Regions from separate parts of the Mus musculus genome. Here region 2 is linked to region 1. The links are chromatin loops, found by intact Hi-C in ENCODE. Cell type or tissue: gastrocnemius. All regions are shown on one strand. Each heading gives the region's core, and the rest is flanking DNA. Links, peaks and the distances in the headings are about the cores only.

Region 1 (16,033 bases), core at 3,864-11,863:
GATAGTAAGTCATTTCTTACCTAAGAAGAACCAACCTAAGCTGGATTCCAAAAAGCAGGCCATAAAACTATACCCACAGTGATTTTTAATGTCAAAAGACCTAGGGCGGCTCCAGGCAGAGCACAAGGACAGAGAATAAAAATGATTTTCATTCTGTTTGGTTTCAGTCTCATTGTGCAGCCCTAGTCAGACTGAAATCTGAGATCTGCCCACCTCTGTCGCAGTTGTTGCCAGGATGGCAGGCCTGTGTCATTTCAACATGGTTTTGATATTGCTGTTTGCTGTAAGAGGCTTTAAAAAGTTAACAATGGAAGTAAGCCTCCACCTCCCTCCATCTTACCCGCCATCCTCCGAAGACTCTGCCGCCCTAGGCCTAAACTCACAACCTTCCTACCTCAGCGTACGGGTGGAATGCTAGGATTTCAGGTATGCCTCATGGTACCCTACCACGAAAGTGAAGTTCTAAAAAAGTTGTCACAACACCTTGGTCACATGCTGGTAGTTTGGTTTGGCTTAGACTTTTTGTTATCTTTGCTGAAGTTCTGGCAATGAGGTGCCTGGTTTTTTATGGCTATGAAAAAAATAATGATCAGCAATAAAAATAAAAGAAAGAAGAAAATGGAGAGAGAAAAGAAAATAAGAGACTGAGGACAAGCAAGGGCAGCCTGTCCCTTCTTATGGGTTAGATGAAGGAACCAGTAGGTCCTGCCAAAACCAGACATTGAGACAGTGACATGGGAACCTGGACCACTCTCTTCCTATACATACTTCCCTGGCCATGTAGCCTTTCAGTAACCAGTGTTGGGTGCAGGCTAAACAGTCTTTGTCAACAGACTGGAGTTGGGAGGTAAGTCACTCTCAAGGCACAGCAGGCTTCCTTCTGCTCAAAGATGCCTTTGTGGCTCGGTCTAGAAGATGCTAGGAATCGGGCAGGGATGCACAGAGAAAGCACAGTGTTCTGCACTTCAAAGCCAAACGAGCTGAAAAGCAGCCACAACAGGCACAGGTACTCTTGCCCACAAAAGACCAGTGAGGCCATTTCGTATCTGACAGTCTCTGAGCCATCCCAAGAGGTGTGTGAATTAGTGGCCCATGGAAAGAGTCTTGAAAGGTTCTCTTGCTTCACTGCTTCTCCAGACTTCTAGTGACAAGAGAGCCTCCTCTCAGAGGTCCCTTCCCTTCATTCACTGTCCCCCACCCATGTTGGGTGCTGTTCTGTGACCTTGTGCACTCAGTGCTCATCTGTTTCCATGTTAAACTTTGTTCAGTGATCCTTATCCTGACCTGTGGTGTCAGGAAACCACTGGAGCTGGACGCTTTCAATTAAAAAAAATGAGTCTTTTGCAAAGCCAGTGCTGGAATGCTAAGAAGCTCTTCTTAGGGCCAGACACAGACAACATCCTCTGGCCCTCCCACAACTAGTTTAGGGGAGGCCTGTCAGACAGTAGGTTCCCCAAGACCACTGTGCTCCTGCTCCTTGGAACCAGCCTGCAGGTGGCACAGTGCCAGCCTGCTCCACAGAGCTCTGCCCCTTCTCATAGCACAGAAGCAGACAGAAAGGAGACAGCAGCCTGGCTGGCAAAGGGCTTTGTCACCTGCCCACACTTGGGACCGATGCCCTATGTCCAGAGTGACATTCACACAGACAGCCACCATCACTCACAGATGCGGCTCCTCAAGATCAAATCACTGACTGAGGAGGAGCTGATGGATGCCAGCTGGACAGCTGTCTCTGAGCCCCTGGCTTAGATGTCCCACCCAACAGCCTGTTCGTCCCAAGCTTCCCCTTGCTGCCGAGCCCAGGACGGTCCTTGACACCTTTGCACCTTCTCCATGAGCCTGGCAGTGGCCCTGGCCTTCCTCCCGAGCCCCGAGTGAGCATTTCACCTGTACAGGTGCCTAGACACTCAACACAGTAGTGTGGGCTACACTTGTCCACAGAAACGCCATCTTAGTTCAACCCTGTCAGAAACGCAGACTGTCTGGCATGGTGACTGGTGCCTATAATCCCAGAACCGAGAAGGCTGAGGCAGGAGGATCCTTGTGAGTTTAAGGTCAGTGGGCTACATTATTCATTAATAAGTGTTAGTATTAGTAAGACACTGTCTCAAGAAAACAAAACCAGTCCAGTGAGATGCTGGAATAAAAGCATTTGGTCTCTGGAACCAATGGCAGAATGAAAGAACTCCTAAGTTTCAGTGCATATATGCACGCGCGCGCGCGCGCACACACACACAGCACATACATAAACACACACGGGGGCACAGGCACACACACATATGCACAGGAAATTACTTTAGAAAGGAAATGCTAATTTTCAATAAAAAGTCTGGGTGATGGAAGCAAGTGTGAGAGGCTCTGGTTGTTTATGGTGCAGAGCAAAGGAGCAACAGAGAGAGAGATTTCTTAGTTCCTTCTGCTCCATTCTCACCTGACTGACTCTTCTTCTCCTTTCCCTATCACAGTTAAATCACATTATCATCCCCAAATCACAAACCAGACACCTCAGACATTCCAACATCTGTGCCCCGCCTGCCCTATCTGTGTGTTTGTACGACCAAGCCTTGGTCGAGTGTCTGTCTCCCTGGTAGACTGTGAGCTGTGAATACTTGACACGTCTCTGACTCCCCACAGCCAGCGCTATGTCTGACACACGGGCTGCAAAAAGCTACATGTTTATTGAAAAAATGCCTGAACAGGTAGTTGTGGCAGGGAACAGGAGAAATCACTGAAGATGTGTCAGATGGCAGGAACTAAGAGTGAATGCAAAACTCAGGCAGTGGTTTTTTTTCCTTGACTTTATAGTTATTCTGGGAACAAATTAAGTAGATGGGAAAATCTGACGTGGCACAGACAGGAATATGGGAGGGATTTTTTTTTTTTAAATGAAAATATTTCTAGCTTGCTTTCTTCTCCAAATTACACCCTGCTAACTTGCTGGGAGGAGTACTAGCTAGTTCAAGGTCACGTCATAGGCTAGTGACCAAGCTGGGTAGAATATAACCCCAGCTCTGGCTGGGTGGAGTGTTTATATCCCTCAATATACAGTGGTCCAGAGGGTTATAAGGTGGGTGGGGAGAGATAAGATAGTTAAAGATGAGCTAAGGGCTGGGAGGGGCGGGACTACCCAGGAAGGGGCACAGAAGAACTGGAAGGTGGGCTTGAGGTTGGGGTTGCGGGGTGCGTCATTCATGACTCTGCCTTAGCGCTTGTAAAAGCATCTAAGGGGAAGTCAGATGGAAACTGGCCTAGGAGTCACTCGACTTTCTCGTTTCAGGATTCCAAGCTGGGACAAACCCACTCCCAACACCCAGTACTGCAAACAGTTTTAGGCGAGGTTCCAGTAGAAGGGCCAAGGTTCAAACTCCGTGAATCTGGGTGGCCTGGATTAACTGGCATGTCTTCATGCCAAACACAGTCTTACTCCTGAGGGCCCCTAGAACCTCTACTGAATGTGGTAAGAGGGCTCAAAAGCATCTAATGTTAACTGTCTTGAGGCAGGAAGCAAGATTCTCTGCTTTAATCCTAGGGGAGTTCAAGCTCCCCGCACCCTGTGCTGTGCAGGGCATTTCATGATCCATCTTAATGAGGGAGGCTGGGTAAAACCTCCTAGGGCCAATGATGGCTTAGCAGCGGGCAAAGGGGCATGACTAGCAATGGGCCTTGAATGTCACACTCAGAGCCCCAAACTCTTCATGCCTGGAATCAAGACACACACACACACACACACACACACACACACACACACACAGAGCTTTTCCTGGTGCACACTGAGATGTGGCAGAACCTCACTTAGCCTTCTCATAAATGTCTCATAATTCTGAAGCTTCTAAAATAGCAATAATTTTCTCCCAAATCTGACAAGTCCTTTATTCATTTATTCATCCACTGGGTAATATTTTATTGAGGCCTTACTGTGTGCCAAGGGCCATACCAGAGCTATCGACACAACCATCGGAGCACAGCGCCTGCCCTTTGGATCTTATATTGTACTGGGTGGAGACGAGGGCTTGGCAAACCACAGAGCCCCTGAGCTGAGAAGGAAAACGGAGCACAAGGGAGAGGGCTGGGAAAGTCAAGAGAGATGTTGGGGTTACAGGCTTAAATGGGGTGACAGCAAGGTCTCATAGAGCCAATGCTGAGGAGGCAGATTAGGGAGGGAAGCCACACTGACTCTCTTGGAGAACAGTTAGGGCAAAGGCCCCAGAGCTGGGAGTGCCGAGGTGTGTTTAAGGAACAGGAAGCCTCAAGCAGCCTGGCAGACAATCATCCATTCATTTGTACAACTAACGTTCACCGAGGCCCCATCTGTTGGCCAGGCCTGCAGTGGTGAAAACCAGTAAGGCAGGGCCCCACACTCATGGAACTTGCAAAGCTGGGGAGTGGGGATTAAAGAACCTGGTTTTAAAAAAAAAAAAATTACAGATGTAGGCTTAGGGCACACACCTACAATCCAGTCCAGCCTCAGCTCCAAAGTAAGAAAGCTGACTCAAAAGAAAACAAACCTCAGGCCGACAGACAGAAAGGCTTCAGCCAGTCAGGCTTCCGGCAGAGTGAGGTCCAGAGCCATCATACAGTTTGGGGGTGAAAGATCCAGCAAAGACCCTGAAACATGCCACCCTGTCTGGCATAACGCTGGTGAGCTGCACTTGTTCCTTGTTAATAACAAAAACAGAAGAGCCTTCCAGACACTAACTTTGGAAAGAAAATCTTAGAAGCTGTAAGATGCACACTAGGCATGCGTCACAGCCTGGGCAGCGTCAGACTAGGGGTAGACCCCAGATGGAAAGACCCAGGAGAGCCCACTCAGCGGGAGGGAGGCACGGGCAATAGCAAGACACCTCTGTGATAATTTACTAAATTAAAACTGGTCTCCTAAATCCTCCAGATCAGGAAGGCACCACACATGGCCCAGGGTCTGTCCATAAGGAGTGACCACCGTGTCACACTCTCATCTCCCTGACCCCCAGGACAGACTGCTCCTGCTTTTCCGTGAACTGCTTGGGCTCCACACTCTAAGGCCTGGACTCGGGCCACAAGCCTCTGTCAAGGAAAGTCTGGTGGACCAAACTGTGGGGGTAGGGCTCAGCCCAGAACAACTCTGGCCTAAGAGATGCCAGCTCTGCTTTTCCAGCTCAGTGAAGGACACTTCTTCACAGGACAGAGTAGAGTCCAAAACCCAGACCCTGCACTCTCCCACAGAACAGAGGTCATCCCTGCTGATCAAGAGCTGGACACCAAGTTAAGCCAATTCATACTAGTTGGATCCAGATCTAACCAAACTGATGGGGAGGTACTGGTGGGTATATCTGTCACCAGAAAACCACCTCAGACCACAGAGGCAGGTAAGAAAGAAGCTGTCATGGGAGTCCTCACCAGGTTCCAAATGAAGCCACTGCAGAGAAATTTTCAGGTTCCCCAGTTGCAAGATGGGAGTCGAAACACAGTCCCCAATGTTTCTACTCAGACTCCGAGCAAAACAGGTTCCTGGGTCTATACCACTAAATCTCCTTCCATGCCACCCAGACTATCTCTGTCCTGGTTTACAGTCCTCAAGATGCCCTCAGCTGCTCTGATGCTGAGATCTGTGTAGAAAACTTCAAAGGGAGAGCACCAACCTGCCTCCTTGGCCTTGACCCAGACCCAAGTGCACCTTCTGGTAAGGCCATCTCTTCTCTCCTGATCCCATTTCAAGACTGTCCACCACCTTCCAGTTTCAGAAATGACCCCGGACTTATCCACAACTAGTGGTTCCCAGCTTGAGCCTTTGCCAGAGACAGCTCTACATACAGGAGGATGGTTGGGTCTAGGATTATGAAGCAAGGTCCCTACAGAACGAGCTTCGGGGTCTTCTCTAAAGAGTCGCCCTTTCTTCCTCCTCACCTCCTTCAGCCTAGGAGGGTTTCACTTGATAACCTTGTTTCACAGCTACTTTTGAGGGTTTCAGAGTAGAAGAGGGAAGAAGTCTTTGTTGGGAATAAGGCAAAGGGTGTGTGCCCTGTCTGAGCTTGGAGGCTGGGGAGTAAACCCTCTTAAGTGCCTACCTACCTGGGAGCTAGCCAAGCACACACGAGAGAGCACACACAGAGCAAGGGCCCCTGAAGACTGGGAGTTGGGGGCAGGTTTATGTTTGGCTCTTGGGAAAGATGGAACAATAACCAAAGCTTGCTCTCCACGCTTCTGCTAAGCAGCGGGAACTGCACGTTGGCACTGTTCTGAGTTGGGAGCCGAGGAGAGACCTCCCAGTTTTGCTTGTGGGCTGGAGGGTGACTGACGGTTCTACCCTGGTGAGGACACACAGTTCCAAACCTGGAACAAACTCGGGGGGGAAAAGTGTGCAAAACTCCAACCCGTCCCCTGATGGCCATGGACCAGCAGAGCCAGAAGGTCCACTAGACAGAACCACCTGCTGAACCACAAGCGAATCCTTGGCTTCCTCACAAGAGGGGTGTGACCCAGGCCCAAGTCACTTCATCTTTTAAGATTCCCCTCAAATGTGCCTTCCCCTGTGACAACATCCTCAGCTCCCTGGCTACTTCCCCACCCACCCAGGAGGCCTGGTGGCTGCCTCATTTCAGGCATGAATGAGCCTTACCCTGTCTCCCTTCACCAGCTCCAGACAAGTGTATCTCCTTCAGCTTTGATTCAACTAAGCACAGAACACAGTGCCTGGCAGAAGGCAAAGGCTTGAGAACCGCTTCTGCTGCGCCTGATAACGTTCACACCAGAAGCATAGGAAGCCATGGACAGGGGGACCCAGAATAAATCGCACAAACAGAAGAGTAAAACCTGCAGACAGAGAGCATGCAGGGGATGCTTCAGGGGAACGAGAGGTATCAAAAGGACATTTAACCAGGAGCTACACCAGTCCTTACCCTTCTTAAATTCCTCTAGCATGGCATCCAGCTTGGTGTCATGAAAAACAAAATGTACCGGGTGGTTGTAGAAGCGAGTGATGGTCTTGAGCGGGGTGCAGTCATCCGGGTCAACAAAAGCCAAGTCTTTGACATACAGGATATCTACAATATTGGATTGCTCATCTTCAAACACAGGAATGCGAGTGTAGCCACTCTCCATAATCTCCGACATGGTGTTGAAGTCCAGAATGGCATCACTGCGGATCATGAAGCAGTCGTGTAGCTGGGTCATGATATCCTCCACAGTTTTGGTCCTTAGTTCCAGGGCACCCTGGATCATATTTAACTCCTCCTTCACCAAGTCATTATAGGGCTCTGTCACCTTCAACATCTCCATCAGCTTCTCCCGATTGTAAACAGTGCGAATCTCCTGACCTAAGACGAAGTCCAGGAGTTTGCTAATGGGGAAACTCAAGGGAAAAGTGAGGAGCATAAAGACTTTGGTGAGAACAATAGTGTTGGCACCCACAGCCAGCCCGTGCCGGGAGCACAGGGCTTGAGGTAAGATCTCCCCAAAGATGACAATGCCAATGGTAGAGGAGGCCACTGCCATGATGCCAGACCCGATGAGGTTGTCTAGAAGGATGGTGAGGGAGGTGTTGACTAGCACGTTCCCCAGGAGCAGCGAGCAGAGCAGGTAGTTGCCCTTGCGCCTGATGGGCTCTATCTTGCGAGCATACTTTCTCTCCTTCTCAGTTCCACAGTTCTGCACGATGCGCAGCTCCATCGGGTCCAGGGCCATAAGCCCCAGGTTGAGGCCAGAAAAGATGCCCGACAGCACCAACAGCACCATAACGAGAAGGATGTGCAGCCAGAGCGGCAGAAACCTCCCATGCTCCTCCACCATGAAGAGCAGGGAGTCCTTGTCCGTCCATCTGGTCCAGGGCCCGTCGGCCCGGGGCCGGGTGCACAGCGCGTACAGCTTCATGTTCTCGCTCCTCCGCAGGAACTTGGTAATCACCACTAGCATCCCCGACGTGTTCCCGCGGCTCACGTTGACCAGCCGCTGGACCACTAAGTCCTTGGTGAGCTCCAGGCAGTTGGTGGAGTTGTGGACCGCCTCGGCGTCGTCCACCTCGGTGAAGGAGATCAGGTTGCTGGAGATATCGCCCAGGCTGTGGCCATAGAGCCTCAAGTTCACCGTGCTGCCCTCGGACACGAAGATGATGCCATCCGGGTTCATCCCGCACGACTTGTTGCAGCTCGCTAGCCTCATGCCTAGGATCACGCTCTGCTGGGGGCTGCTCTGGCCGCTGGCCGCCCGCGTCCATAGCAGCAGCAGCGCAGCCAGGAGGAGGCGCCCTCGGGCCGGCCAGCCGTCCCGCCGCCCGCCCCCGCCCCCCGGCGCCATGTTGCTCCGGCCCCGCCGCTGCCCGCGCCCCGCCGCGCGCCTCACTCGGCGCCTCCGCTCCTGCCCTCCTGCCGCTCCGCTGCCGCCGCGCCAACTGCCCCAGCCGAGGACCTGACGTCAGACCGCGCCCCGCCCGCCCCGCCCCGCCGCCCCACGCCCCTTATTTGCATGCGATGTCCCGCCCCTACCCACGGCTCGCGCGCCCGGCTTAAGGAGGTCTGCGCCCTTAAGGTAGAACGGCGCGGGGCGAGCGCGGGAGCCCGCAGCGGGGGTGCGCCCAGCCAAGCTTCCGCGCGGCACCGGGCTTCTCCCGCGCTCCTCCTTAGGGAGCCCGGCTCCCAAGCCCCACGCGCTCGGTTGCTTCCGGGTCCCCTGCACTCTGTCGCTCCGTTCTGGGGCGGGTGGTGCTTCTCCGCGGGCACAGCGAGAAAAATGCATTTCCTGGTTTAGAAAAAGAAAAGGGAACCTGAGGGTTCAGGCTGGCGTTACAGCCTCCTTACTTCTGGGATTTTCGTTGACCTTGACCCAATGCCAGAAATAGGTTGTCACTGCCCCCGAAGTCCCCCAGCCCACTCCTCGGTTCTGTCTAGACCCCTAAGGTGCTGAGGGACCAGGCTCTGACCTAGGTTTTTCACCTGTCATTTCTATTTAGGGATGAGTTTTCATTGAACATGTACTCTTGTTTCATACTCTAACGATACGGCAATGAACAAGCCAAAATTCTTGCACATCTTTAGTTTACAGCCTATCATCAGAAAAATGGCAGTAAACAAGACAAGCCATACGGGGGCAGGAGGGGGAGCGCAATAAGCAAGTAAACACACACAGGAACACTAAGTGTTTTACTTCTTACAGATGCAAATTTTGAACCTAGGCACAAAATCCTAGGCCTTTCAGATCTTCACCGTTAATCCTAGTCCCTGTCTGTAAATGGCGGTAAGAATGACTGGTTTTTTTTTTTTTGTTTTGTTTTTGTTTTTTGTTTTTTGTTTGTTTTTTTTTTTTTTTTTTTTTGAGACAAGGTCTTACATAGCCCGATATGGCTTTGAACTCTTCAAATCTGAGGCTGACCTTGAACTCCCGATCCTATGTCCATTACCTCCCAAGTGCAGGGTTTACAGATATGCACCACCATGCCTGGATTGATTTTATTGTTTAGTTATGGTTTTAGTTTTTAATTTGACGGCAGGAAGAGTGATAACACAGCATCACCTGGCTAAGCACGTGAGAACAACTGGCTTACACACCGAATATGACATAACAACTCTCTGTGAATAGTCTTTGCCTGTGTAGTAATAGTTGTTGCTGCCTGCTCTTTCAGGACCATACCCTTAACCCCAAATTGTGGTGACTGGCCAGCTGAGGCAGCTGCTTGTGGAAATGAACTGAGGGGTGGGGCTGCTGTTCTAGCCTTGAGATCACTGCTTCCTGGTCAGCCCCACTTGGATGTCATCCGGCAGCTATGAACTCAGTGTGTGGGGATGACCACAGCTATCCACCCACAGCTGTCCACCCTGTGAAGGGCAGGACACGGATGACAAACATCCTTACCTCAGTTGCAAGAGCTATACTAAGCACAAGGCCTGGGTTGACCCCTGGGTCTCCCAGCAGGGCTTCTCCTGGCCCTAGAGACACAGTCCTTCTCTATGTCTCTGTACAAACCCCTGTGTTTATTTTTACTTTGGTACACAGCCTGCCAATTAAGGCAACAATCAATACCAGCAGCAAAAATCCAAACATAATGGAACACTCATGCAGTGTTGTGGGGGAGGCTGGGTAGCAGAGGCTGACTTAATGCTCTGGCATTGTGCTGGTGGGTTCTGTAAACAGCCAGCTGGAGGAAGTTCCTTGTGAGGAGGTGCCTCACCTTACACACACACACACACACACACACACACACACACACACACACACAGAGTGAGGCCAGAAGACCAGCTTTTTAGTGAACAGTACCCTCAGGAGTTGGGCAATTGCCCCCTCCCTGTCTTTGACAACCCAGAAGAGCCGCCCGGATTGTTTGACAGCAACCCCAGGTCCCTGGAAGCGCCTATCAGGCCTCATCATCATTCCAGAGGCTATTTTCATTTTGCCCTTTTCGGGTCTGTATTTACTCGTGCTCTATAGGTAGGCACTCAATCTAAGCGACAGAAGCCAACAAAGGAAAGAAAAATAAGTGTTTGAGCCACTTGGCTTGGAAGTCGAAGGGAAGGAGCAGGGAGAGAAAAGCAAGACAGAACAATGGTTGCTAGATAGGAACAGAAACGGGGTCTGTTAAAGTCAAGTTAACTCACAGTTGGATTCCCAAAGGAGAATAAGAATAGACTCCTTGAAGTAAGTGAAATTCAGGGCTGGAGAGATGGCTCAGTGGTTAAGAGCATCTGTTGCTCTTGCAGGAGACCCACAGGAGACAAGCTCAGTTTTCAGCACCCACATGGTGACTTATAACAGTCTGTAACTCCAGTTCCAGAGGATCCAATACCTTCTGTCCTCTGAGGGAACCGGATACACACATGCTATGCATACACACATGCTATGCATACACACATGCTATGCATAAACACATGCGGACAAAACCTTCATACACATAGGTAAACAATAGTTAATAAACAGTGGTAATGGTAATGTAAGAGGTATTGGAGGACGTCAGACTTGTGGCTCAGGGGCTGTGGTTGTCATCCTGCCCCTCTAGGTAGGGTATCTATCTGCCATACTTTCTCATTAAGTAATATTAAGAAAGAATCTAGGCAACCTGGATGGGCACACAGCTCACAGCAGCTAGGCTGTGCGAACAGAGAAACGTCCGTTTTGGAGGACAGGGAAAGGCACCAGTCTTCTCTCTCTCTCTCTCTCTCTCTCTCTCTCTCTCTCTCTCTGTGCCAAGTCCTTACTCATCTGAGTTGCCTCCTTTTGCAAGTAAGGGGTCTGAGTAAAGGTTCTCTTTAGGTGATGAGTGATTGACACTCTCCAGTCATGAGGTCCTTGGTCCTGAATGGCCCTGTCTGAGTGTAGTACAGGGCAGTATGTCTACCTCTCCCACTGTCTTCTTAAGAGGGTTCACTCCTTGTCTTGTCCCTGGTACCATGTTAATACTGGGGTCTGAATCGGCAAACGAGGATCTAACTCTTCCAAGCTAGGTTCTTAGTCTCTTCACCTTCTAGGTTCCCAAGATGGAGGAGCTGTGGGCAAAGAAGCAGCCTTTCTGTTCATGCCCAGAGCCTAAGCCCTGCCCTGAACCCACACTGGAAGTCTGTTGGGGCTTGTGTGGGCCCTGGAGTGGATAGTCTGGCTGTGGACTGTGGATGCATTTATCAGGGGATGGTGCAAGCCATCATCGGTATGTATAGCCCAGCCTGTGCACTTAGCCCTCACATAAGCCTACATATGTTATTTGGACATGTCCAAGCCATTTGCATTGTCCCACGAGGACAGGGAGAAGTGAATCTTCTTCCCTGTACAGGAGTACAAAAATAGGCCAAAAATTAGCCAGCTCAAGTCCCAACTCAAAGCATCCCAGCAAGGGTGGGCGTGGGGACCTCATTGTAGAAAATGTCAAGAGTAAAGTAAATGATGCTAAAACATCAGGTGGGAGGGGCCAGACCGAGGAGTGTCTCAGGCAGGAATGCCAAGCCTCAATTGGGTAAGTAGGCTTCAAAGGTCCCTGGGGCACCTGGCGTGGTACTCTCCTTGGGAGCGGAACCACAGAAAGATGGACGCCCCTGTGTTGGTCAGAGTTTTGCAGCAGTACTGGAGGATGTCGCCTGCCGAAGGCCCATGAGGCCTTGGGTTCTGTGTGCCGTGTGCGATGATGTTCAGGTCTTCGCAGGTTATAGCAAGAATTCAATAGATGTGTTTGGTGACCACATGAGACAAATGCTTTTTTGAGAGAACACGCCCTTACTCCTTGCTTGGGGCGGGGGGGGGGAGACTCTATTTGTATATACAGTCAAAGTATTTTGACCACATCTACTCCCCCTGGACCTCTAACCTACAACTTCATCCCCCGCCCCTTTCCTAAGCCACTGAGTCTGATTGGTGCTGCTCATACAGAGTGTGGGGCGGAGCTCCATGGGCAGGCAACCAGAGGCTGCACTCACAAAGAGCATTTACTGTTGCTTCCCTGCCAGCCAGCTATCAATAGCTTCTCATCTAGGGCTGGAGGATTTTAGGAGCCTGTCCCTCTATCTATTCTGAAAACTTGATTGGCTCCATCTAGGGCGGTGACCACAACCACTCTTAGTTGCTCTTAGTTCTTGTGAGTGTAGTGGCCATGGCTTGCCCAGAAAACAGCTCTGCTCTCTGCCCTCCGCTCTTCATTCCTTTTCTGGCCACTGCTCTTCTGAGATGTCCTCTGAACCTTGATGGTGCTTATGGAGGAGAGAGGTGTTAGTATAGATGTCCGATTCAGGGCCAAACATTCAGATATGCTCACTGTCAGCATTTTGACTACTTAGGTCCCCTTGCAAAAAGAAGCATCTCCAACCAAAGGGGAGAGCAGCACAAATCCATGACTATACATATAAATATTTAAAAGGCAGTTTGGCAACATGGTCATTTAGCAAAACAATAATAGCAGGTTCCTCCCCAGATGCCTTCATTTACTTTTTTTTTTTTTCTTTTTAAAATCACTGTGTGTCTCCATCGACCCCTGGCCACACAGATCTCCCTTTTCTCCAGAGCGAGATCCATAGAATGATGGGGAAGGAGAGAGAAGCTGAGAGAAAGGTCATGTAGGACTGAACAAGATCCCATCTGGGCACTTTGGCCTCTGTGGGGAAGAGAGAAAGGAAGCCAGAGGCAGTGATGCTGGGTAGAGGTAAACTGGAACAGTCTTCACAGAACAAAGGGGTCAGAACTTGGAAGTCTTAGAAAATCAGGAAGAAGGCCGGGCGTGGTGGCGCACGCCTTTAATCCCAGCACTTGGGAGGCAGAGGCAGGCAAATTTCTGAGTTCGAGGCCAGCGTGGTCTACAGAGTGAGTTCCAGGACAGCCAGGACTATATAGAGAAATCCTGTCTCGAAAAACCAAAAAGAAGAAGAAGAAGAAGAAGAAGAAGAAGAAGAAGAAGAAGAAGAAGAAGAAGAAGAAGATGAAGAAACAAAGAAAGAAAGGAAGGAAGGAAGAAAATCAGGAAGAGAGAAGACTACCTACTATTCAGTATCCAGGAGACCCCCAAATTCTGCTTGTCCAGAACCCCTGTGAAGGGCACCAGGTTACGTGGATCCAAGGGTCTCCACAGACCCCAGCTGGGATTCATCACTTCCCACTTCTGTCCCCAACCACATACACACTGGAATACCCACTGTTCCCAAGTCTGGCTACCCAAGCAAGACTGTTTTCTTCTGCCTCTGAAAACACACAAAGATTGTCTGTCTGTCCCTTTCTTTTGATTCTTTGGGCTAGAGATCAAAGCTAAAGTCTTTTACTTGTGTGGCAGATGTGTTCTAGCATTGAGCTACATCCCTAGCTCTGTATACGCCCTTGAAGCAAGTCCTAGGTAAGACTGTGATCTAATTGTCACCTGTCCAACAGGTTGTCTTTTTATTTGTTTGTGGCAGGGTCTTGCTGTGTTGTAATCCAGGCTGGCCTTGAACTCAGTGTCCTCCCTATTAAGCTCTTGAGAGCTGGCATTGCAGGCATGTGCCAACACACCCACCTCTTCAAGGTGAACACACAGGGCTTCGTACACATAAAGAAATGCTCTACCACTGAGCTATGTCCCTAGCCCTGACCTTTTTGTATTGTAAGGGATTAGCTAGGGATCACTAGAGAAAACGGAAGACCAAGATAACAAATGGTAAATATTTACAAAGGAGTACAAGCAAAGTGCCTGGGATCACTGGCTCCTAGCACCTGACTACCGTCTGACCCTTTCCCGAATTTGAAGCAGGTCAATGGGTTAACTCACTCCTGGCACTGGCAAGTCTGTTTCCCACTATCTGTTTGTCTGTCTTACCTCATGCTTCTTATCCCAAATAATTAGCAGACAGGGCCAGCCTTACCTGAAAAGTATAGCAGAAAATACAAAGGATGTCACCTTGTAGGGCCTCCTGATCAGCGATCAGTAATCTCTCTTTCGGTTTACAGGAAGCAGAACGTCTGAATGACCCGGGACCCCGAGATTCTAGGATGTAGAAGAGCATGGAATCACTGCAAGGCAGCCAGTGCTGCAGTTTCATAATGGATTGCTTTGCCTAGCATATGCCAGGCCCTGGGTTCAATCTCCAGCATGGTGAAAAAGAAAGAAAATTGTCAAGAGAAGTATTATGAAGATGTGTGGTCCTTCCAGTGCTACCTGGCTTTGGCTAAAATTAAATAGAAAGAAACTCCACAAACTCTCATGCTTTTGCAACCCTTTGGCAAGGCAGAGGCAGGGTCTCTCAAACAAGCACACTATAGCCAGCTTCCTCTGGGGGATCGATCCCCTGTTTCTACCTTTTGAGTCTGGAATTACTACATTTATTGGATGCTCACCATACATGAGGCATCTCCTTAGTCTTTTAAAAAGACTTTTAAGTTGGTCATGGTGATGTGTGGGGTAAAAATGGCGTCCTGCATCCGCTCGGGGCGAGGGCCAATAGGCGAGGTGGACGTGGGAAGTTTGACTGCGCCAACCCCAGGCTGCCACATGAATGTGAGAAGCCAAGGAATCCCACACTGAGGGCGAGGAAGGCGCAGTCTGGTGTCCCTGCGGAAGTTGGGCTCCAACTCTCGGGCACCACAGATACCTCTGGGGGCAACAGAAGAGCCAGTTCTGGGGTCCCTGGGTCTGCTCGGAGGCCAGGGACAACAGGTTCTTGCTCTCGGACATCCCAGATGCCGCTGTATGTCGAGGAAGAACTGAGAACGGGTTGGATGCTGGCAGTTGTGCCTGCAGCGCAGAGAGGTCTCCTGGTGGGAGGTTACATGTGTGGCTCATTAGCGGAAGACCTGCTCCATTGCTCCAGCACAGCCGGTCCAGATGAGCAGAGATGGTCCATGGTTTTAAGGCGTTTATTGTAGAAAGGCAGAGAGGGGGAGAGAATAGGGAGGTAGAGGCTGGCCATGGCCACGTGGAGGGGTTGGGAGCGGGAAGGGAAGGTGGAGAGAGGGGGAATAAGGGAGCAAGAGAGTAAGAGGTAAGAGAGTAAGGAGGGGGCAAGCAGCTCCTTTTATAGTGGGCTGGGGCTACCTGGCTGTTGCCAGGTAACTGTGGGGGTGGAGTCCTGACAGAATACCAGGACCTTGGGGCATTGCCTACATGACTGATGTCCACACACCTTTCTGCAGGGGGCTGGGGGAGGCTGTAGTTGTGACAGGAGCCAGGGACCCAGGAGGCATGGCCAAACTCCTATGGTCCCCATGAAGGCGGAACTCACCACCCACCAGGTCTCTGGGGTTCCAGGCCTATGCTTGACCAGGACCAGGCTGGTATGGCAGTGTACATGGTTAATCCTGGCACTCATCAGACAGAAGCAGGTAGATCTCTGAGTTGAGGTCAGCCTGGTGTCTATGTTATATACGGGAGTTTCAAGCCAAACAAGAACTAAATAGTTACACCTGGGAGCTGGCCATGGTTGCAAGAATTGTCTGTGAGCAGGGCGTGGTGGCACACGCCTTTAATCCCAGCACTCGGGAGGCAGAGGCAGGCGGATTTCTGAGTTCGAGGCCATCCTGGTCTACAAAGTGAGTTCCAAGACAGCCAGGGCTATACAGAGAAACCCTGTCTCGAAAACCAAAAAAAAAAGAGTTGCCTGTGAACCAGCCCCAAGGGTGTGAGAGCAGCCAT
Region 2 (16,033 bases), core at 4,566-12,565, 100 kb after region 1:
AGGAAATTTCCCTTAACAATTGCTGTAGGAGGGCCCAGCCCACTATGTTGGTTTCACCCATGGGCAGGTGGTCCTGGGCTGTATAAGAAAGTGAGTTAAGCATTCATGGAGAGCAAGGCAGTAAGCAGCACTCCTCCATGGACTGCGCTTCAGTTTCTGCCTCTAAGGCTCCCATCCTGAGCTCCTATCCTGACTTCTCTTTATGGTGGACTGTGGAAATTAACCTTTTCTTCCTCAACTTGCTTTTGGTTGTAGCGTTTATAGAAATCAAACTAGAACAGTGGCATTAGCCAGATGGAATTTGATGTGACCATTAGGTCTATAAAACTTCCAGGGAGCTGGGCAGTGGTGGCACACGCCTTTAATCCCAGCACTTGGGAGGCAGAGGCAGGCGGATTTCTGAGTTCGAGGCCAGCCTGGTCCACAGAGTGAGTTCCAGGACAGCCAGGGCTATATAGAGAAACCCTGTCTTGAAAACAAACAAACAAACAAAACAAAACAAAAACCCAACTTCCAGGGACCCTGGTCATAGTCTTTTGGTAGGCCTTAAGAATTGGGTCTCACCAGGAAAGGGGATAACATTTGAAATGTAAATAAAGAAAATATCTAATACAAAATAAAAAAGAATTGGGTTTCAAAGGTCCCAAAGAACCCATTCAGATATGCTTGGTAATGCCCTAGAAAAAGACATACCTGTCATCTCAGTATCCTGGTCGTATATTTGGGCCACATGTAGGGTGACAGTACACTGCAAAGCAAAGGGAGGGGCTTGGAAGCCAGATCTTGAAATCCTTAATAAGCTATAGCACCAGCCTTTCTAGTCTGGCTGGATTCATGACCCCTCTTGCATGTGTGTGAATGCATGTGTGTGTGTGTGTGTGTGTGTGTGTGTGTGTGTGTGTGTGTGTGTGTATACGTGTGTTTGCAGCCACAGACTGGTAAAGAGATAGTAATGGGTTGCAATGAAGGGGGCTTGGAAGATAAATGAACTATAATGATATCAATGGCAGAGGACCCAAGAGGCTGCAGAGAAGAGGGAAACATGACTCAGGGCCAGTCCTGAACCATGGTTCTAACTAGGGTGATCACCCATGGCAATTTCAATGTCTCCTGATCTAGGAAAACTTCTATTGCTACCTCTTAACTGATATCCTTCCTTCAAAAACTCCTTACCGACCCACCTATCTCCAGACTATTCCTCAGGATTGCCCACTGAATACCCGCTACCTCTTTAAATGACTAGAAACAAGTCTTAGCAGCACACACCACAAGCCCTTTTGCCTCTGGCTCCTGTTTTGTCTACACTTCACATTGTACCAATAGCACCGGCAGCCTGCCCTCCCTAAACTAAACCTGCCTTTCCTCCATGCCCTTCTGCAGGGGGACCTGCCTCTCTGGATGAGTAGACAAACTCATGTCCTTCTGAGAGACTGGATATACGCATGGGTTGTGACTACACTGCATATAACAGGATTCTCTCTGTGGCCACTAGTTCAGAAGCCCAATCTGTCATCTACAGAAAGCAGTCCAGGAGGCCAGCCTGCCCTATGCTACACTCTAGGAAGTCAGTCTGTCATCTCTAATAACAAGCCAAGGAGCCAAACAGTGACTGTCAGCGCCCAATGGCCAGGATTCGATAAACAGCGAGATGGCAGATGATCCAACTTCTACTTATTTATGTTGTGTAAGATGAGGGGGACATGTTTGTGTCAAGGAGCAAGTGTGGAGCTCAGAGGACAGCTTTGGGAGTCACTATCCTCCTGCTTCCATGTGGGGCCTGGGGTTGAACTAAGGTTTTTAGGCTTCTATCTCATAGGTCCAACCAGGAAAAGCCAAATATGAATTTCAAACCAATCGCTTGGGTGAGCCTGACTTTGGTTTCCCCAAAGCAGCAGCCTTCAATCGGGGCCCTCTGAAGCCTTCCCTTTTCTTCCCTTTTCTCTCACAAAGCTTTCCCATTCCTCCCTGCCTGCCAACAGTCAGTCTGGAATCCCAGTGCCTAGCACCGGGACTGACTCCTGGGGCGATGGAAGAGTGGATGAGAGATGGATGGTGTGATAACAGCAGTGTGACAGGCCCTTCCAGGGTACAAGGGACTCCTTTGTGGTCGAGCACTTGGGTCCTCCTGGAGCGAGAAGCTCAGCTATACCAGCAGCCCATGCTCCTCCTGCCTCGGCTGCCTGGTGCCTGACTCACGTTAGTGGGCTTCATGGAATGGTTGAGCAGGATCAGGTCCCTCACAAACATGACTTCTTTCGGTCTTTGTGCCAGCCGCTTGAGCGGTACAGTGGCCAGGCCAATGAACCTGAGGGAGGCAAGGGGTAGGTGTGAGATTCCCAGGCAGGACAGAGGGCTCCTCCTGGGTCCCAGGCTGTGTCCTGGGGATGATCCCCCACCACCACACACAACCGGAAGAATCCAGGTGAGCAGAGCATCCACTGGAGACCGGTGGGGGTAGGGTCTCCCCACATTCTATGGGAAGCTCCTTAGGAAATCCCAAGAAAACGACATCATTGGATCGAGGATGGACCAACCAGACTCTACGTGCTGGAAAAGCCCTACAGTGTACCGGGCATTCACTCCTAAGGGAATGTTAATCTGGGATGGATAGGAGAGTTGGGTTTCAACCGGAGGCTAGGATCAGGCCAACATTCAAGAACTGAAGCTTCAAATCAGAGCTGCTGCTGGCATCCAAGTGTGCATTCTCGGCCATCCTCATCGCTTGGTTCCCCTTTAATACCACCCTCCAGTTTTCCTTGACTGTGTGCAAGGGGTTCTGGCTCTTCGTCTGAATTAGTTATGGGTTAGCAGTTGCTCCGCTGTGGCTTTGGGATGTGAGCCGGGCTCTTCCTGCCTCTTTCTGCCTTACCTTTCTTTCTTTTTAGAAACCGAGTCCTGAAGTATGACTTTCAGGAAGGAGTCATTTTCCAGTGGCTGATTCCAGAGGTGCCAGATTAGGGTCTGTGAGGGGCAGAAAGAAATCAGTATTTTCTGTTGCTACTTTCCTTCATTTTGAAATTGGGTGTTTTGAGACAGAGCCTTATTATGTATCCTGGATGGCCTTGGAACTCACTAGGTAGGCCAGGTTAGATTGGAGCTCAGCAGTCTTCCTACCTCAGTCGCAAGAGTGCTGAGATTAAGAGTGTGGGACACCAAGCTGGGCGACATCTTACCTCCTCAATCCTCATCCACCCTTCTGGGAAGTGAGGGCAGATCTGGGGATGGGCTGGACCTCAGGAGTCTCTGCTGTGTCTACTTTCCTAAGGAGACTACACTGACTTCCTTGTTCACTTGTGGGCTCTCCCACGTGTGTTCCTGTCTACACTGACTTCCTTGTTCACTTGTGGGCTCTCCCACGTGTGTTCCTGTGCTGAAGCCTCCTGGACATGTTAGAAGTGGAGTGACTGTCTCGTGAGACAATGTGAGTGACCAAGAGAAGAGAGGACGCTGCACAAGGAGCCTTGGCTCTGCCTCGGGATTCTAGGATTCATCAAATGGCGTCAGTGGATTAGTGCATGGGCCATGATGTGGTGCGTCCCCAGAGGCAAGAGGGAGAGAGATCAAGAACAGCTGTGGGCTTTTGCAGCCCTTTCAGATCAGAGGCTAACCTAGGCTAAGTTGCCTCAGTCTTAAGAAACTTGGGTGAGAGACTCCCTAGGCACCAGGTTAGTGCCTGGCCCTGCCCCTTTGCTCTTGGAGGTGTTCATTCCTCTTCCAGGATGGCCACGGAGTGTCTACCTCATTCCATATGGGGTCATGTCCTTCCTCCACTCGAGTTCTTTTCATCATATCTGCAAAGACACCAAGGGGCTGGGATGAGTTGGGGGAAGTATGCCGGTGTCTGGGTTTGAATGGGGTCAACAGAGGTGGAGTGGGTACCCCAGAAGTCAAGTCAGCTGGCAGCTGTAACTTAGCATCTGTGCATTCTTTCTCAGGTAGTTCAAATTTATCCCTCTGTGGGATAGATAACCCTATTGTTCTTTTTTTTCCATTAATTAATTAATTAATTAATTAACTTTTCATCTTGATTGCAGCCCCCTCCTCCCCTCCCAGTCCCACCCTCATAAACCACTTCCCCCATTAAGCCCCTTTCCCTACTACCCCTCCCCTTCTCCTCAGAAAAGGGGAAGCCTCTCTTGGGTACCACCTGCCCTGACACATCAAGTTGCAGCAGGACTAAGTGCATCCTTCCCCACTGAGGCCAGATAAGGCAGTCCAGCTAGGAGAAGGGAATCTGAAGGCAGGCATCTGAGTCAGAGAGAGCCCCCACTTCAATTGTTAGGGGACCTACATGAAGATGAAGCAGCATATCTGCCACAAAACCTTCTACCCAAAAATGTGTCCTTCCTACTAGACGTGAGGGATAAAGGCAGAGCAGAGATTGAGGGAATGCCCTACCAATGCCTGGCTTAACTTGAGACCCGTGCCATGGGAGAGAGCCAACCCCTGGAACTATTAATGCTCCTCTGCTATGCTTGCATATAGGAGCCTAGCACAACTATCTTCTGAGAGGCTTCATCCAGAAGCTGACAGAAACAGACAAAGAGACCTAAAGCCAAGCATTAGAAGGAGCTTGGGGAATGTTGTAGAAGAGTTGGGGAAGGATTGAGGGAGAGAACAGGTCAAGGACACCACAAGAGAACCTACAGAGTCAAGTACCTGGGCCCAGATGGCTCACAGAGACTGAACTAACCAACCAAAGAGCACATGTGGACTGGACCAAGGCCCCCTACACTTACATAGCAGGCAACTCTATTTTTATTTCCCTTTCTTTCCTAGCACATAGTATCCTGAGTCTCAAAGCCATGTGGGACTGTGATTCATTTTGGCCAATGGAGTGTAGGAATGATATTTGCTTTATTCAATGAGTCATCTTGCCTGCCCTTAAGTATTTTTGACTCTGAGTTCCCAGATGCAGGGTCCACAGATACAGAGGGCCAGCAACACTGCCTTTGTTTCAGTGGACTTGATTTTCTCATTCCCAAGATGCTAGGTGCTTGGTAACGGGTTTTGAAACAAACAATCTCCCCAGGACATCATTCATGTAGTGGAATTGACCTTTTGATGCCGAACAGGTAGCCTTTTGGAACTGGGTTCTCACCTCTGAAGTAGACAGTTACGAAAGCTTTGGGTGTGGTGCTGAGGGGAGGGTTAATCGAAGCGGACTCCACAACAACCCTCAGCATCTTGGACGCTTGTTCCCGCTCCTCCTTCCCTGCACAGGGCCACCTCTTGCTCCTTGGAGCTCCTCCGTCCCAGGTTCACAGGGTGAGTGGAGCTTAGCAACAAGAGGAACATCACAGAGATAAGAGGTTCTTGGTTCCAAAGAGAATCTCTGGGAGGTGAAGGACGCATGACAGAGTGTAGATAAGACAAGTGGCTTGAGGCCCACACAGACAATCGACCTCCCTGCTTTGAGGACTCCTCCTTCCTTTTCTTCTGTTACTGACCTTTTGAGTTCAAAGTCAGGCACAGAATTCTCTTCTGTCTGGAATGAATTACTGGCAAAATCATGCAATTTAGATGAGAAAATACAAGAAGTGAGACCATCAAGATCTATATACAGGAAAATCCATGATGCCTCACGGGAGGGGGAGGGCTTTCTTTTTTCTTTTTAAGATTTATTTATTTTATGTATATGAGTACACTGTGGCTGTCTTCAGACACACCAGCAGAGGGCATCGGATCCCATTACAAATGGCTGTGAGCCACCATGTGGTTGCTGGGAATTGAACTTAGGACCTCTGGAAGAACAGTCAGTTCTCTTAACCCCTGAACCATCTCTAACCCAAGGGGAGGTCTTTCTAATGGAAAAGTAAAACATTTGGCCTCTTTTTTCCTTTGATTTTTTTTTTTTTTAATTTGGGGGACAGGGTTTCACATAGCCCAGGTTGGCTCTGACTTACTGTTGTATAGCTGAGGCTGTTCTTGAATTCCTAATCCTTCTGCCTCTGAGGGGATAGGTAGTTTGATTTTATAGTAATTAATGCTAAGAAAGCTACTTCATATAAAGACAGGCTATAAAATGGCAGAAGTGTTCTCAGAAATGATTGGGCAGTATGCCCTGATACCAAGCTAAAATTCACTTAACGATTGTTTTAGGAAGCCCAAGTCAGCCATTCAAAATGCAATTTCTAAGACTAGGCATTCTGTCACAATCCAAAGAAATGCTACTTTGACACATGCTGAAAGATAGGAAAATATTAAGAGCCTTTGTTTTTGTAATAAAACTATCAGGTTTCTGTAAGAGCAGAAAACTTTGTGTCTACAGCAAAAACACTGCAATTGATAACATACAGTAGTCTAAAATCTGAGCCAAGGGGTTTCGAAAGATTTGTTGGCACTCTAGCTAGCTAAATGGCACGAGCCGTGCGAAAGTGCATGTTGTGTGCTCAGAACCAAGGCTGCAGTGACATTGTGGATGTGAGTCATGAACTGCCAGTTACACCCCTTGAATTAATTTTCAGTCGTTGTACACTTAGAAACATTTTGTAGCTTAATTTTCCCGACCCCTCTACCTTATTTAAGCCTAAATGGGATGGCAACTGAGTGTTTAAAACAGTGTTCTATGGTGGTGCAGGCCTATAATCCGGACACTTGAAAAGAAGAGGGGCAGAAGAGTCAGAAGTTCAAGGGCAACCAGGAAGTGGTGGGCATGCGCAGAAGACGGATCTCTGTGTTTGAGGCTAGCCTGGCCAACAGAGCTTGTTCCAGGACAGCAGGGCTCCATAGAGAAACTCTGTCTCAAAACACAAAACAAAAACAAAAACAAAACAAAAACAACCAACCAAACAAAATCAAAACCCAAATCGAACCAAACCATCAACCAAATTCAAGGTCTTCCCTGGCTGCATAGCTAGAATGAGCCTAGCCTGAGATACATGGGACCCTGTCTCTCCATCCCCTCCATAAATGAAAAAACAACCAATAACACTGAGTTCTAAGACCGGGAGGTGGGGGTCGCTCATAGTAATTGCCATCAAGAAATCAATGGAGCTCTTGACAGGTGGCAGAAATAATTGACTGCATTCCCCTGGCAACCTGGTGAATCAGGGTTTAGGCATTTGCACATTTCAAAGTTGAGAAAAAGGCTGAGCCAAGCAGTTAAAAGTCGAACCTTAAATTCATTGTTTTTAATAGCTGAGTAGTACTCCACTGTGTAAATGTACCACATTTTCTGTATCCATTCCTCTGTTGAGGGACATCCGGGTTCTTTCCAACTTCTGGCTATTATAAATAAGGCTGCTATGAACATAGTGGAGCATGTGTTCTTATTACCAGTTGGAACATCTGGATACATGCCCAGGAGAGGTATTGCTGGATTCTCTGGTAGTACTATGTCCAATTTTCTGAGGAACCACCAGACTGATTTCCAGAGTGGTTGTACAAGCTTGCAATCCCACCAGCAATGGAGGAGTGTTCCTCTTTCTCCACATCCTTGCAAGTATCTGCTGTCACCTGAATTTTTAATCTTAGCCATTCTGATGGTGTGAGGTGGAATCTCAGGGTTGTTTTGATTTGCATTTCCCTGATGATTAAGGATGTTGAACATTTTTTCAGGTGCTTCTCAGCCATTTGGTATTCCTCAGTTGAGAATTCTTTGTTTAGCTCTGAGCCCCATTTTTAATGGGGTTATTTGGTTTTCTTTAGTCCATGTTTTTGAGTTCTTTATATATATTGGATATTAGTCCCCTATCTGATTTAGGATTGGTAAAGATCCTTTTAAATACCTAATTAAAAAAACCTGGGGGAAAAAAAAATTGAACCTTACATCTGTCCTCTGCCTCATCTTCCACCTCATCCTAGTCTGAGCTGTACCAGTTTCTTATTAAACTCCGCAGAGCCCTAGAATTGTATCCCAACATTCTGCAAAGCTTTCCCTCCCTCTCTTCATCTCCCCATCTCTCTGGTTTGCTTTGAGGTCTTGAGACAGGGTGTCATGGTGTAGCTCAGGTTGTTCTGGAACTCACCTCGATCCTCCTGTCTCAGCCTCCAGAGAGTGCTAGGATTATAAACCCCGATGGGCTGAAATAAACCCCACCCGCACACTGCAAATTGAACCCAGCTCTGTAACAGGGAAGGGGACACCGAGCGCTGGGGTGGTCTGAACTATCTTGCTCTTTGTCCTCACTTTTCCCACAGAAAACGCAGAGGGAGAACGTCTCTGCCCCGGGAGTCGCGCGCGCTTTCCGCGTTCCCCACAGGTTAGCCAGGTCCCGGGCGCGGATCCGCTCCGGGCTTTGCCGCTCGCCGCCGCGCGGTTCCGGGAGAGCGATCTGCTTCCGCGTTTTCCTCAGAGCCCAAGGCGCCGGGAGGTAAGGCGCACGCGCATTGGGGTCCGGCTCGGGCGAGCGCGCGGCCGACAACTGCGGGTGAGACGCGGTTTTGCCCCGGCGCGGGTGGTGGCCCGTGGGGTTCCAGGCGTTGGGCGGCGGGCTCGGAGAAGCCCTCGGGGCTCCGCGGGCATGAGGGGTCGGGGGCTGAAGCCGCGGGCCAGGCCGGGCCGGCCGGGCGGGGCGCGGGAGGCAGACGCGGCGCTGGGGCGGCCGAGGCGCGAGGCCGAGGAGGGCCCCGGGAGGGGAGGTGGGGCCGGGCGGCTCCTCCTCGCCGGGAACTCGGGATGACCTTGGCCGAGTCGTCCGGGCTCCGGGGCCGCCGCCCGGGTGGGCCGTTTTGAGGTTCTGCGGTTCCGTGGCGGGAACCTCTCAGAGGAGCGGGCCGTTTGCTGGGCGCCTCGCCGAGGGAGGGCGAAGGAGGAGAGGCCTTCTGAGGGCCCGGCCGGGCTGAGGGCGGGCTCTAGTTTTTCTCTTCCCAAAACTCCGGAGTACCATGAGGTTGATGCAAACCTTTGGTGGAGCGTGACCCTAGGAGAGTCCCCTTGACCTCAGCCCAAAGCAATGAAGCTTGGAGGCCCGCGGTGCCCGCCTGTTGTGCTGGGGCCACCCGAGCAGACCAGCCCTGCCCACGTCCTGTTTAGGGGACGAAAAGTAGGGACCTTTAGCTTTTGATGAATTCATGTTTGTGATCCCTCTGGTTTGCAAAAACCTTTACCACCCAGGAAGAAAATTGCCCAGCAAATTTAGGTTTTTGTTTTTGAGATGGGATCTCAATATATTGCTCTGGCTGTCCTGGAACCCACTCTGTAGACTAGGCTGCCCTTGAACTCCCGGAGATCCGTCTGCTTCCGCCTCCCCAGTGCTGGGATTAAAGGCGTGCGTCACCACGCCTTGGCAATTGCAAAGGTCATGTTTTTGTGAACTGTGGAGTCTTGTCAGTTTACAGTTATAAAATTGTGTATGGCACCGTTCTGTTTGGTGGCGGTGTGGGAGGACACATAGATGTGCATAATCAAAGATCGAATGCTGAGCATAAAGACATGTTTTGATAGTGAAAGTTGGGAGAAATGGAAGCTATTGAATTCACAAGCCCCCTTTCACTGCAGGTGACTAGCATGCAGATATTCACACCCTGACTTGGCTGCTTGACTACTGACATGGCCCACCGGGGTGGGGAGAGGGACTTCCAGACTTCAGCTCGGCGGATGGGTACCTCCCTGCTCTTCCAGCTTTCAGTGCATGAGCGGGAACTGGACCTCGTTTTCCTGGATCATAGCTATGCAAAACCGTGGAGTGCCCACCCAGATGCCAGTAGTGCCCGCCCCACCCGCATGCTCTTTGTAACCCCCCGTCGGCAGCAGGAGAATACTATGTGAGTTTGAGAATACCATGTGAGTTTGGGTTTCCTTCTTAAGGAAGTGATGCGTGGCGGGGCTTAGATGTTCTTAGGAGTGATTGGGGCTGCAGGGTGAATGGAGAGCTTGGATGAGCAGCATCAGAACGGCAGGGCAAAGTTGGACACCTACACAGACATTGCCAAACATGAGTTAGGAAAGGGAGATGCGCAAAGGAAAACAGCCTAGCTTGCTTAGTTCCCAGTAACTAGATAATTCCTTCTTCCCTTTACTGCAGCATCTAGTTTGTTTGGCAGTGGCTACAATCTATCATTGAGTCTCTGGCTTCAGTGCACAGATTGGGAGACAGTTCCCAAAACATTGCTTTCAATTCTTACCTCCTTACAAAAAGCCACCTGTGGGTTAATCTAAACCCTTCCTAAGTAAGTCTCTTTATCTTTCCAGCCACCCTATGTCAGGGGGCAAGAACATTTCAAAAATGTACTCTCTGATAAATGATTTGATTATATTTGACCTAACTAATTAATTTTGAACCTTCTGACTTCACTCGTATCAGGATTTGTTGAGACACTCTTTTTCTGATCATTACAAATTTTAAGATAGGAGATTTTGTGTTTGTTTTGACTTCATGTTTAATCTTTCCTCAAGCACAGGTTATTTTTGTTTTGTTTTGGTGGGAGTTGAGATCTTGTATTTGGGTTCTATACACACACACACACACACACACACACACCCCTCTCTCTCTCTCCAGACAGTAAGTAGTATGAACTCTGATCTTCCTGCCTGCACCTCTCAGGTGCTCGGATTATAGATCTGTGTTACCTCCATCACTTGGGTCTTACTGTGTACCCCTGGCTGGCTTTGAGCTTGCTGTGTAGTTCAGGTTGGCAGCCTCCCTACGTTCCGATTGCAGTCATTGCTGTGGCTTAGAGTAATAGTTTGCTTATTTAAGATAGGGTTTCTCTATGTAGCCCTGGCCATCCTGGCACTCTCTATGTAGATCAGGCTGGCTCACAGATCTGTCTGCTTCAGCCTCCCAAGTGCAGACCTGTAATACCTCCCAGCTCAGAGGAGTTTTTCTTTCCTAATGATAGTAACAGGTTTTTGGCTTTCAGTTTCCTCATCGTCCATGAGCCGTGACTTTAGGGGAACATTCTAGCATAATCCTGATCCTTCTGGCCTGGGGATAACTGAAAACCGCCTTTAAGTAGAATTTGAATTTTTTTTTTTTAACTATATAAAACTTCCTGCTTTGTGTTTGTATCTTAATGACTCTTTTATTTTTGATGAGAATCAGTGATTTAGGAACCAAATTACTGTATTGGAAAATTTATTTTATTTTTAATTGTGTTTATGAGTGTGGTATGTTCATCGAATACCAGTGTCCTCAGAGGTTAGAGGCATCAGATCTCCCTGGAGCTAGAATTAGACAGTTGTGTCACCCACCCCACGTGGGTGCTAGGAATCAAACTTGGGTCTTCTGCAAGAGCATCAAATGCTCTTAACTGCTGAGCCATCTTTCCAGCCCTTAGGAACTGAATTTTTAAATTGTTTTATTTTTATATAGCTGCATTTTTAAAAGACTTTGGAGCCAAGTGTGGTAGCTCATGCCTATCATCCCAGCACTTGGTGAGGCTGAGGCAAGAGCAGAGTCAAGAGGTTAAGGCTAGGAGCTGGAGAGAGATGTGTCAGCAGTTAAGATCATACACTGCTCCTGTAGAGGACCCAAATCCAGCTCACAGCACCCATGTCAGATGTCTCTGGCCTCTGTGGACACTGGAGCTCACATGTGCATACCCACATATATGCATTTAAAATCTTAAACTGTAACGGCTGAGTTCAAGGCTAGCCTGGGCAACATAGTTCCAGGCCAGGATGAAACTTTAAGAAAAAAACAAAAAAAAAACAAAAAAAACAAAGCCACAGAAAGTGTAATGACCTTGCCTTTCCCAGGCACACAGCAGGGAGAGGAGAGAGCTAGATGAGAGGATGTAATGACTGTGGATATGAAAATCATTTAAAGCTAATCATGTTTATTAGACATGTCTTAAACCTTGGCAACCAGCTGATGGTTAAGCATCTGTGTTGTGTGAAGTGTGTGTGGCTTGGTCCTATTTCCTCACCTGTTTACAGTGAGTCAGACGTTCCAATAGATGTGGAGACGGTCACGGCAACTCCTGTTCCACTTTATGACAATCAGAAGGCAAGAAGTGTGATGAACGAGTGTGAACGGCACGTGATCTTCGCCAGGACAGATGCAGATGCTCCTCCTCCGCCAGAAGACTGGGAAGAACATGTCAACAGGTAGGCCAGTCCGGGATAGATTGGCCAGTTTGCAGCTAATGTTAGTACTTGGTAATTCTGTAGTATCATTGTCATTGAAATGTTGACTAGAGCTCATCTCATTTCGCTTACGGCCATGCAGTGGGGATGTCTCCGCTCACTGTCCTAATTCTAGCACACTGACCAGCATACACAGTGGCAGATGTCTACAGTTGCAGCGCCGTGGAAGGCCTAGGCAGGAGGAGGACTTGAACTTACGATGAGTGTGGTCAGCTCTTTTTACAGCAAGGAGTGGTTGGGGATGTTGCACAGTGGTAAAGCTTTTTCCTGGCATGCGTGAGGCCCCAACACCACAAAACTGAAATAATTCAGAGCCACCCAAACTCCCTAAAAAACTAAACTTATGTTTGCATTGATATGATATGGTATGATCTACAATTAAGGTAATAAATGTTTTGGAGTCGTATGTAAAGTCAATAGCTTGCTTGAATTGCTTTAAAGTATAGTTTTGCAAGGTTCAAGGTATAGCTCCATGACAGAACTTAATTTTCAAAAATGATGAGAGGGACTAGAGAGATGGTTCAGGGGGGGGATGCTTCTGGCCTTCTTGGGCACCTGTATGCACATACCTACACATGTACACACACACACACACACACACACACATATACACACATAATAATAATAATAATAATAATAATAATAATAATAATAATGATGATGATGATGATGATGATAATAAACAACTTTTAAAAATGTGGGAAACAGGGCCTGAAGAGATGGCTCAGTTGTTAAGGGAACTGGCTGCTCTTTGAGAGGACCCGATTAAATTCCCAGTACCCACATGGCAGCTCAGACTTGTCTGTGACTCCAGTTTATACATTATAGGGCTTCTGACAAGCTAACACAGACATCCATGCAGGCAAAACACCAATGAACAAAAGATAAAAATGATATATCAAAAAAACATGAAGGATAAATGTATGAGAATTGAAGTACTTTTTAAAATTAGTTAACCCTTGGTTATGATTGAGAGGTCTGGGAGCTAGTCATTAGACTTAATAGTACATTACAATGCCTTCCTTTAGTCACTCCTTTTAAAAGATACATTTTATATTACTGTATGTATATCTGTGATAGTATGCCAGTGTATGCCACATGTGTGTCTTGGAAGCCAGAAAAGGTTGTTGGACCCTCTGGATCTGCAGGCACTTGTGAGTTACCTGATGTGGATGCTGGGTACTGACTCTAGTCCTCTTGAGAGCAGCAAGCGCTCACAATTGTTGAACTGTCTTTACCCCCTTGATTGATTTCTTTTTGAGACAGGGTCTCTGGTGTAACATAGGCCCACCTCACACTCCCTATTAGCTAGGGTTGACCTTGAACTCGTAATCCTTGTGCTGGGATTATAGGTGTGTGTCACTCCCGTGCCTTTCTTTTATTTATTTTTATACATTGTTTTACTGTTAGAGCCAAGGTTTGTGCCATCATGCATGGTCACTAGTTTGTTAATTTATAAGGAGAGATAAAACCACAAGGCAGAAGAGACACTGGAGTGCTTGGCCAGAGTGTCCGCTCCCAGTAGAGAATCCAGAGAAGCCTTTTTGTTCCATTGGGGTGGGTGAGTAGAGTGTCTACAGAAGAAAGATGAGCAAACCGAGTAGACTAGGGTGCCTTCACCTGTGGTCTCTAGAGTGAGCCCTCATCCTTCTGTTAGGCCCACTGCACACTGATTTGCAGTAGCAGCCCTTCAGCTATCTCTTTGGGTAGGTCATGATTGCAGATAGCTGATTCCAGTATTTGTTAGCATAATACTATCTTAACTTAAGAGGTCGGTGGTGCTGGGCGGTGGTGGCGCACGCCTTTAATCCCAGTACTTGGAAGGCAGAGACAGGCAGATTTCTGGGTTCGAGGCCAGCCTGGTCTACAAAGTGAGTTCTGGGACAGCCAAGGCTATACAGAGAAACCCTGTCTCGAAAAACAAAACAAAACAAAACAAAACAAAAACAAGAGGTCGGTGGTGTTGTATAGCTTGTTTGGAAGTTGCCTCTGCTGTGATTCCAATCTTCTTATTGCCCTCTTTCCCTTGATTGCTATATTGCTGCTTCCTTTCTTTCTGCATATGGCATGTAACATTACAGGTTTCCACACTGAGAATATGGACGCCTCTATAGGACAGCTCCCTAGAATCTAGATATTTATCTTTAGAGAGACTACTGAGTGGCTTGTATCTTTAGAGTAAGAAACTTCCATTCTTTGTTAGAGCTCTTTCCCTTGCCTCTACTACTCAGTAGAACCTCGTTCGTTCTGTGTGTAGGAAACAAAATCAGTTAACACCACCCAATCCTAGTCTTCTCCAATGAGAGTGGGTATGAAATGGTTTCTGCCCCCTGGATCCTGAGATTAAAATGTGCCACCACCGCCAGCCAGATGATGTTTAAAACATCTAATATTTTAGTTTGAAAACAATCTAGTATTGAAAAGTAGGCTGTCTTATCTTAGAAATGAGAACTTTAGAATTGCAACCAAAAGCCTTCCCAGTGTCCTTTTCTGAATTATTATTTTTTTTTTTTTTTGGTTTTTTGAGACAGGGTTTCTCTGTGTAACTCTGGCTGTCCTGGAACTCACTTTGTAGACCAGGCTGGCCTCGAACTCAGAAATCCGCCTGCCTCTGCCTCCCAAGTACTGGGATTAAAGGTGTGCGCCACCACGCCCGGCTCCTTTTCTGAATTTTGTATATAACTGTATACTATTCTGTGAGTGTGTACACAGACACACACACATATATACTCTATATATACACATACTCTATAGTAAAGAAGTTAGCTGGCTGGATGTACATACACACATATGTTATATGACTGCTGGCTGGATGTATATACACACATGTTATATGACTATATACTATTATATATATCAGGTTGAATGTTTGATATTTCAAGTCTAAGAGCTTTGAGTTGTTTTCTTTCATTCCTTACCTCTTGCCCATTTTCTTTTTGCCTTTTTAATTCTTTACTTTCTTAATTGTGTGACTTAATTAAGCTTTTCTGATATCTTTTGTCATATCCTATTTGACTTTCACTTAAAACTTTCCTATAGGCTGGGCATGGTGTGTACACCTTGATTTCCAGTGGGTGGGAGGCAGAGTCAGTAGGATTTCTGAGTTTGAAGCCATCCTGGTCTACCTAGTAAGTTCCAGCCAGGGCTATTTAGAGAGACATTGTGTCACAAAAACTAAAATAAAGAAAAATAAGATTTAAAAGATTCCATTAGACAGGGGTAGTGAGATGGCCTTTGGCAGAACAGAAGCCTGGTCCGAGGCTGATGGCCTGAACTCAGTTGCTGGCGCCCATGTACGGGACAAGGAGAAAAGCCACTCCACAAACTTGACCTCATAAGTGCCATGGCATGTGGCATGTGCCCCCTCCTGAATACATCACATGCTCCCCATTCACGCACACACAGTTTTTAAAAAATATTTTTTCTTTTAAATCTGGGGTCGGAGAGATGGTTCAGCAGTTAAGAGTCTTGCCAGATTTCTGTTTCCAGTATTCCTGTGGTGGTTTACAACCACTCTAACCCTGTTTCAGGGGACTGAGTGCCCTTTTCTGGTCTCTGGGTATCAGACATGCACATACATACATAAAAGCAAAAACATTCATACACATAAAATGAAATCTTTTAGATTCTTTTTGACATTTTTGCATTGAATCAGTCTCCCTTGGAACAGAGTCAGGAAATTAATAATTACCTTTGAAAATACTAGGTTTGCTGGCTTTGTGGGATATGTCTGTAATCCTAGCCTTTGGAAAATAGAGATAGGAGGATCCAAATTTGAGGCCAGTGTGGGTTACATGGTGAGACCTTGTCTCTTCAGAAAGAAAAAAGGAAAAAAAGAGTCAGGCTTTCTAGGGCCAGTGTGCTCTTTTGCTTTCTTCAACTAGGCCGAGCCTGAGGTCAGCGTATATCATTCCAATGATAGACCAAGGAAGACAAAAGATTGATGTCACCGATGAAATAAGAAAATGTGTTTCTGCAGTTGTGAAAAGTAAACAGAGT

What was found. Peaks named below come from ENCODE experiments on the same cell type or tissue, not always from the same donor. Only the 100,000 strongest peaks of a DNase experiment are listed, where the experiment ranks them.
Region 2: a loop joins it to region 1, with 4 times the contacts of the local background. A loop is called at or near these places in 24 of 42 quality-filtered maps.

Annotation. Positions count from the first base shown.
Region 1 is chr1:36,463,928-36,479,960 of GRCm38, reverse strand. Cnnm4 (cyclin M4) reads right to left here and starts at 8,364. Exons shown (of 7, transcript NM_033570.2): 1 at 6,876-8,364. The coding sequence starts at 8,268. It overlaps Gm33454 (predicted gene, 33454), which reads left to right and starts at 8,192. Exons shown (of 3, transcript NR_168706.1): 1 at 8,192-8,499; 2 at 11,427-11,602; 3 at 14,353-16,033. In gastrocnemius, for the core only: a CTCF peak has its summit at 8,178 (motif pointing right); DNase peaks (open chromatin) are centred at 4,956 and 8,417; H3K4me3 peaks cover 5,064 bases; H3K27ac peaks cover 4,213 bases.
Region 2 is chr1:36,361,444-36,377,476 of GRCm38, reverse strand. It overlaps Kansl3 (KAT8 regulatory NSL complex subunit 3), which reads left to right and starts at 8,296. Exons shown (of 22, transcript NM_001310513.1): 1 at 8,296-8,372; 2 at 9,443-9,708; 3 at 11,825-11,995. The coding sequence starts at 9,494. Fer1l5 (fer-1-like 5 (C. elegans)) reads right to left here and starts at 5,287. Exons shown (of 53, transcript NM_001277076.2): 1 at 5,102-5,287; 2 at 3,739-3,791; 3 at 2,870-2,961; 4 at 2,197-2,305; 5 at 694-748. The coding sequence starts at 5,186. In gastrocnemius, for the core only: no CTCF peak of the experiment used is centred there; DNase peaks (open chromatin) are centred at 8,300, 9,171 and 9,565; H3K4me3 peaks cover 3,074 bases; H3K27ac peaks cover 3,966 bases.